Linked DNA regions of Homo sapiens: region 1 is linked to region 2. Evidence: chromatin contacts called from ENCODE Hi-C or POLR2A ChIA-PET data. All regions are on one chromosome and are shown on one strand. The core of a region is the stretch at or near the end of the contact, and the rest is flanking DNA. Distances in the headings are between cores, read along the strand shown. Region 1 has its middle 98 kb from the start of RYBP. Region 2 holds the start of LINC00870 (long intergenic non-protein coding RNA 870).

What was found. Hi-C counts contacts between places; a loop is a spot of excess contacts on that map. ChIA-PET counts read pairs that join two places held with the same protein, here RNA polymerase II (POLR2A). Pooled maps may share reads with other maps.
Region 1: a loop to region 2 is called in a map of chondrocyte, with 2.3 times the contacts of the local background. The contact joins the enhancer-like site here to the promoter of LINC00870 in region 2. A Hi-C loop is called at or near these places in 2 of 168 maps with a recorded cell type or tissue (chondrocyte and ovary) and 8 of 50 pooled maps. POLR2A ChIA-PET finds 5 or more read pairs at or near these places in 1 of 52 experiments (H1).

What each region holds. Positions count from the first base shown.
Region 1 is chr3:72,346,348-72,350,040 of GRCh38, reverse strand. No RefSeq gene overlaps it. Among named protein-coding and RNA genes, the nearest start is that of RYBP, 98 kb to the left of the region's middle. Within about 2 kb of position 1,925, at least 10 of the 41 ENCODE cell types and tissues checked have a DNase peak (open chromatin) inside an H3K27ac peak, as active enhancers do.
Region 2 is chr3:72,149,454-72,153,241 of GRCh38, reverse strand. It overlaps LINC00870 (long intergenic non-protein coding RNA 870), which reads right to left and starts at 1,985. Exons shown (of 3, transcript NR_038221.1): 1 at 1,824-1,985.

The DNA of each region.
Region 1 (3,693 bases), core at 676-3,175, 200 kb before region 2:
TCCGGAGAACAGACACACCAATTGCATGGTGTTCCCAAGGCTTAGAGGAGCAGACTGAACAGTCAAATGCATTTTTGCTCTTCCAGCAATTTCAAAAACAAATAATTATAAACCTAACATTTTTTGAACTATTTATCATGTGCCAGGTGCTATAAATGTGTGTTTTACATGCATTCTGTCCATTAGTTCCTCCAAAAGCTAAGGATTAGTATCATTCCCTTTTACAGGTGAAGAAACTAAGGCTGAAAGAGGGCAATTAACTTGCTTATGGCCACGCAGCTGGTAAAGATCCCGGGAGACTCAGGATGCAGGGTAGGGCAGATTGCTCCAGAAAAGATGCTGAAATTCCTTCTGGAGACTCTGCTGGGTGGGGGTTGAAATATGGTGGTTGAGCCCTTCTGTGTTCCTAGGGCATCTTGGGAAGAATATAGAGTGGCCACGGCTCAGAGGACCCACTTCCTGACAGACTGTTTACTTCCAAGAGTAGTGGCCTCCCTCAATGGAAGAACCCCTAGACTTTCAAAGTGTGTTAGTCAGATTTTGCACTGTGATATGCTGCATGACAAGCACCCCCACAAAATCTCAGGGGCTCACAACCAACACTCTTTCTTTGTCTTGCTCTTGGGTCTGTGGGTCATCTGGGGGTAGATCTGCTCTAGGCTTTGGGTTAGGATCAGGAATGTTCCATGTGCTTCATTCTGGAATCAGAGGTTTCACAGAGGATGTCTTATGGGGAATGGCAGAAGTACAAAAGACCCAGCCAAACCAGCAAGCACATTTAAAACCTCTGCTCACCTCACATTCACTTACATTCTGTTGGCCAAAAGAAGCCAAGCATTCCATCACTGTACAAAGCAGATGCACAACCCACTTCCTCTGCAGTCCCATCTCCACACAATGGCAGCTTACTGCAAGACCACCTTGCCTTAAAAACTTTTGCCTCTTCTTTCCATGAGAATGAGGTTGGAAATTTTCCCAAAACAAAACAAAACAAAAAAAAGAAAAAAAGAAAAAAACTTTACTAAAGACTAAAGGGAGAAACACAGAGAGGCTGTAGGGGATGTCCACCAGTTCTGCTTGTGAAGCCTCCATTCAGCTGGTAATTCCCAATCTCCTCTTAGAGAATCACCTCTCCTCATTCTCGGTCCCTGTGATTTGAGGGTGAGAGGTTACTGCCCTGGCCTGCCAACGTCAGGGGTGGACACCTGATCCATTCCTGGCCAATGGAAATACTGCTGCAAATCCTTGTCCATATGACTGTCTCTGGGCTGGTCATCTCACCCAAACTGGGCCAGTGACTTATACTAGGGCTATTAGAACAGGGATTCACATTTCTGGTGAGTCTGTGAAGCTTCTAGTATATAAGCTGGGAGCCTCTGGTAGCCATATTTGGTACCTCTCATACCATAAAGTGAAGCTCACACAGAGGCAAACAGGGCCAAAGGATGAGGCAACATTGAGAGAACATTGAGCATCTGGATCCAGCTGTGCCTGAAAGCCCTAAACTACAACAAATTTCTTTTTGGGGTAGGGGTTGGGGATAAGCCAGTTTGAATTGGATATTTGTCCCTTGCAACCAAACAACACCTTACTAATTCAGAAATAGAGGCAAAGGTAAGTAAGATGGTTGAGATCAGACTTGGGTTCAAATCCTGGCCCTGCCACTTAGAGCTGTGTGCCCTTGAGGAGTCTTGATCTCCGCATCTGTCAAATGGGAATAGTCATGCTGCCTTTGAGGTGGTTGTGAGGGTAAACCATATAAAACGGGTTGTCTGGGTCTGGTGAATGGCTGATGCGTATGCTAACTCGAGGATTCAGAAGCAGGCTTCCTGTCTGCCCTGGGCGAAAGTCCAGCCTCACAGTTTCTTTGCCCACAGATCCCACAAGTCACGCGACCTCCCCTTCCTGTTGCTCACAGGAGGCCGGGGTTGGCACGGGCTCCGAGCTCTGGCAGGCTGCGCCTTCTCTCCCAGAACGTCCCTCTCGCCAGCTCTCGCCTTCTCTCCAGGCCACCTCTGGGCCCAGCAGCTCTGTACCTTGGAATGCGGCTGTGCTCGCCCTGCAGACCGGCCCCGCCCTGCCCCTGGCGGAGGAGCTTTTCCCCTTCACAGAACTGCAGGCCCTTAGTGGCAGGAGACCGGGGGCCCTAGAGACTCCTTCAGCTTTCTTGGAGGGAAATCTCAGGTTCCCAGGGCACAGAGCAGCAAGTGGCACGCCCAGAATTCAAACCCTGGCCTTTGCCTCCATGCTGCTTCTGCCCTCAACTCCCTCCCTGGGAGCACTGCCCCACGTGGGGGTCACAATCAGGGGACATACCAACCAAGGAAATTTTTTTTTTTTTGGAGACAGGGTCTTGCTCTGTTGCCAGGCTGGAGTGCAGTGGCATGAACATGGCTCACTGCAGCCTTGACCTCCTAGGTTCAAGTGACCCTCCCACCTTGACCTCCCAAAGTGCTGGGATTACAGGCATGAGCCATCATGACTGGCCCCAAGGAATATTTTTAATCTTCATAGCTATAGACAAGTCAGCAGCTATTCCCAGCCCCTTCTGCACGAGAATGCAAGCTCCACAAGGACGGGGTTTTTTTGTCTGCTTCATCCCTACTGTGTTTCCAGAGCCTTAAATACTGCCCCATTCACAGTCAGTGCTTCATAAATGTTTCGTTGACAGAATAAGAGGATGGAGTGAATGAATGCATGCGGTGCTGCTTCTCCCTCTGATAAGTGACATAAAGTTCTATTTGTAAATATTTTATATGGCTTTTTTTTTTGACATAGAGTCTCGCTCTGTTGCTCAGGCTGGAGTGTAGTGGCGCGACCTTGGCTCACTGCAACCTCAGCCTCCTGGGTTCAAGTGATTCTCGTGCCTCAGCCTCCTGAGTAGCAGGGATTACACTCAACAAATATTCATAGCCCCCACACCAGGCTAATTTTTTTAATTTTAGTAGAGGCTGCGTTTCACTATGTTGGCCAGGCTGGTCTCAAACTCCTGGCCTCAAGTGATCCGCTCATCTCGGCCTCCTAAAATGCTGGGATTACAGACATGAACCATGGCTCCCAGCCTGTAAATACATTTGAGTAAGAAAAAGTTAAGTCAGTTAGAAGGCAAATGCTAAGGGAAGAGCAGCAGGGTGGTGAGTGGAAGTAGAAACAGCAGTCAGGTGGGGCCGGGATGCTGGGATTTAGGCAATGTCGGGTGACTCAGCTCTGCTGTTCCTTCCAGCAGAAAATTCTGTGGTTCTCAGAAGCATGCTCTTCATGGGCTGAAGCAAGAGGTGAGTTCGCTCTTCCCCTGTGTATTCGTTTCCTGTAGCTGTCATAACAAATTAACTACAAACTGGTGGCTTACAACAACAGAAAAGTATTCTTTTACAGTTCTGGAGGCCGGAAGTCTGACCAAGTTGTCAGCAGGGCCACGCTCCCTTCGAAGGCGCTGGGGGAGAATGCTTCCCAGCCTCTTCCAGATTCTGGCTCCAGGCTTTCCATGGCTGTGGCCCCATCACTCCAATATATCTGCCTCTGTTTTCACATGGCCTTCTCCTCTGTGTTGGTATCTTCACCTCTTCCCTTTCTTAAAAGGATGCTTGTCATTGGATTTAAGACCCACACAGGTAATCTAAGATGATCTCATCTTGAGATCCTTAATTTAATTACATCTGCAAATACCTTTTTTCAAATGTAATCAGGTCACAT
Region 2 (3,788 bases), core at 736-3,235:
GCATGGCTGCCGGAGAAACAAATTAAAAGGCAAGCCCCTCAAAGATAACAGAAATTGAGTGCGAGGGGCAAAACGCCCTGAAAGTTTGAGCCGGCGACAGAGAGGCCATGCTTCTTCATCTGCTGCCAACCTCCAAACACTGAACTCTGGAGGAGGCTGGACGGGAGCCAGCCTCTGACGGCGTGTGCTCTCCTCGGTAAATATGGGAACTGCCAAGAGCCAAGCCCGTGGAAAAGCACTTACAGATTAGAAGCAAACACATGGCAAGCAGGACCCTCTGCAATCGTAAAATGCATCGTGGAGGAAGACGAAAGGAAACAAACCATTCTCTTTGGGACTGTCCATCTGGAAGCGTGGAGCCAGGAGCATTATTAGAAATAAATATATCCAGCCCAGCAACATCTGGGAGTCACTGGATGTTTTCATCCTCCTGGAACCTTCGGAAGAGCTCTGTCCACAAATACAGGCTTCTGAAGCTGCAACAGAACCCTGGTGCTGGGACACCGGTTCTGCCCTTCACCCCCTGTGGATTGGTTTAGCCCATTTTCCAGGGAAGGCTGGGGAGTGGAAAGGGCTTAATACTCCAGAAGCTTTGTGAGTGGGGGTGTGAGCCTGGGAGGGAAGACTGGAGGCCTCGCAGGCTGTGGGATGCGTGGCCAGATGGAGCATTGTCCTTTGCGGGCAAATGGCTTCTACTAGACTTTTCTAGGTGTGACCCTGGAACCATTTTTATCCTGGGGTGCTGACTAATAGAACAGATTCCTGGGTCCTACTTCAGACCTCCAGGATCAGCCTCTCTGCAGGGAAGTGCAGGAATCTTACATTTAATATCGCTTCTTAGGTGATTCCTCTGCACACTACGGGAGTGCTTCTCAAACTAGAGCATGCATGCACCAACATAACCCTGAGAGCTTACTAAACACAGATTGCTGGGCCCCACACCGACAAGCACCCCTGATTCAGTAGGTCCAAAGTGGCGCCCGAAGATCTGCATTTCTAACAAGTTTCCCTGATGCTGGTGCCGCTAGTCCAGGGACCACACTTTGAGTAGCACTGCAAGTCTGCAAACCCACTGAACTACGGGGTTTGCTCTCAGGCTGAGCAAAGTTCCATTTGTCAACAAACATGTACATAGCCCCCAGTTGAGTGCGAGAGCCCTCTATTCCTGGGCATCGTGGCGTCTGGGAGCCAAACCTTCTCTCTTAGGCCCCCAAGGGAACCTGAAGATGTTTGAGTTAATAATGACTCCAGGACGAGTTTGTGCTAGGACTTTCCTTGTAGAAGAGAAGGGCCTAAATAGCAGCTCTCAACTTTGAGCAAGATTTTAGAAACACTCCATTGCTGGGGAAAAAATGTTAAACTAACTAATGTAGTCTCTTTGGGTGTGGGAACTGGGCATCATCTGGATTTTTAAAGCTGCTCTGGGGAGTCCAATGTGCAGCCAGGCTAGAAAACCTAGCACAAATGTTAACTCTGACTACCATCAGTAGCACCCAGGGAGTGGCTAGAAAGCATTACATTGGGCCCCACTCCTCCCTCGCAATTCTGACTTCCATGATTCAGGGTGGAGCTTGGGCACTGGCATTATAACAGAAGCTCTCCAAATGTTCCACAGTGCACCTAGCGGCAGGGATCCAGGCCTGCTGGCCTAGTGGAAAGGGACTCAGGAGCACTAAATCCTGGGAAGGCTTAAGGGGCGGAATGAAACCAGAGACTGGGGCTGATTCATTTGGATCACCACAGTAAATGACAATGGTAAAGCAAGTCACAATTGTGTAAAGCAGTTTTGTGAAGTGCAATCAGAACAGATTTCTTGTTCTTACCCCATAAACAACTCAAACTCTCTTCCTTGCTGGCCTGAGCAGGAATTCGTTGGAAGGGAAGATAGAAGCTTCCTCTGCAGACTTCAGACGTGCCTCCTCTGGGATGCACACAGCAAGGGGTGCCCTTGCCAGGCATAAAGCCCTGTGCAACTGGGTTTCTACAGCTCTGCAGCGGCCTAGGAGGAAGGTTTGCTAGAATTACTGCCCCATGTGACTTTCTTTTAAAAATTAACTTGCAGATCCCTGGGTGCTATATCAGCTTTCTCAACCTGGACATTGGACCCTGGAGCCTGCATTTTGAACAGACGTTCTGGGCAATTCCAATGTGCATTATAAGCAGGGAACCATTTACATGAAGGTTCCACCTACCTGAGCAAAGGTGGAAGTTGGGAGAGATAGGGCCAGAGAACAGAGTGGATAGTTCTTTGCCATCTTTGGTTTCCCCGAGGTCTCTGCTGGGCAAAGGGTCTCTCAGAAAACCCTCCCTGAAAGATAAGAGCCTATTTACCAAAATTTACATCTAGGTCCAATAAATGGAGCTGACTTTACCCATGCAGGGCTGGGTGTCAGACTCAGCTGTCTCTGTTACGATGCACTTTTAAGGCTTTTCTAACAGGATGAGCTAGATTACTGGCAAAGAAATGAATTTCTCCTATCTCCACATAATTCTAAATCTCCTCACTAGAGAATTAGACTATCTGTCCCATTTCCAACAATGACACATGTTGAATGGCCCAACATTGGCCAATGGTCCTGGCCTGCCATGTCTTCTCACAACAAATGTTCCCTTGTAACTTGCTCACTCTGGGGTTAGTAGGAATTTCAAATTGGGAGAGAAAGAGAGAGAACTGTTTTAAGTGGGCTGACCTTGGCCTTCCCAAATTACCTCTGAAGTTCCAGGATTTGTGAATGACCCAGAGGTCCATGATCCACAGTCATGCGCCATTTGAATGAAGCATGAATTTGGATGGTGTGCATCTGGAACTATGGAGGGGAACTGGGTCTCGTAGCTGGGGAGCACCAGTACCTTAGCTTTGTGGAACTTGCGACACGGTGGAAGTTCTGTTTCTTGGCAAAAAATGGTCATGTGGTTGAAGAGAAACTTTCAGCGGATATAGAAATAACCATCAACTTGTGGTAGGAGAATGGCACTGGGTGCTCATGGAGCTTTACAAGACATGTGAAGTGGGAGGAAACCGGGAATCTGTGTTAGCATTTCCAGTGCTCCAAATTCGGGATCCCTGGAGGTTTCAGAATCAGTCCTCCCAAATATTTATGGAAATAATAACAAATGCTTGTATTTATTGAGTGATAATTACATGCCAGGCAAGGGGCCAAGAACTTAGCACACATCATCTCCTGTGACCCTCACAGCAATACTCCAAGTGCGTACTTTTATGATCACCATTTTCTAGAGAAGGGAACTGAGCACAGAGTGGTTGTCCAGTTTCAACAAGAACCCACAGCCAGACAGCGGCAGAGCTGGGATTCAAACTGACAAACACTCTCTCCTCGCCCAAACTTAGTTCGTCTCCTCTGAGCCCTCTATTCGACTAGGCCTCAAATATGGCCCCAGTCCTGCACAGCAAAAATCATGTCAAGTCAGTTTAGCAAAATGTCTTCACCTTTGATCTCTGATCACCCTTGAAATCTGATCAATTTCCTCATCCCCCACCTTTAATGTATAAGTCCTTGACCTGCCTTTAGCAAGAATCCTGTTAGGTCAGTTTAGCAAGAATTCCCCAACCCTGGGTGTCTCCTCTTCGCAATTTTTCATCCACTGACTCTCCTTACTCTGCTCACTGACTATAATCCCCCACCTGTCCTTTCTGTATTCAGAGTTGATCCCCATCTCCCTCCCCTATTGCAGTACCCCTACTGTGATAGTCTTAAATAAACCCTGCCTTACCTTTTAAATAAGTCTCAGAATCATTCTTTCATGAACAGAACACAGGCAGTTGGACT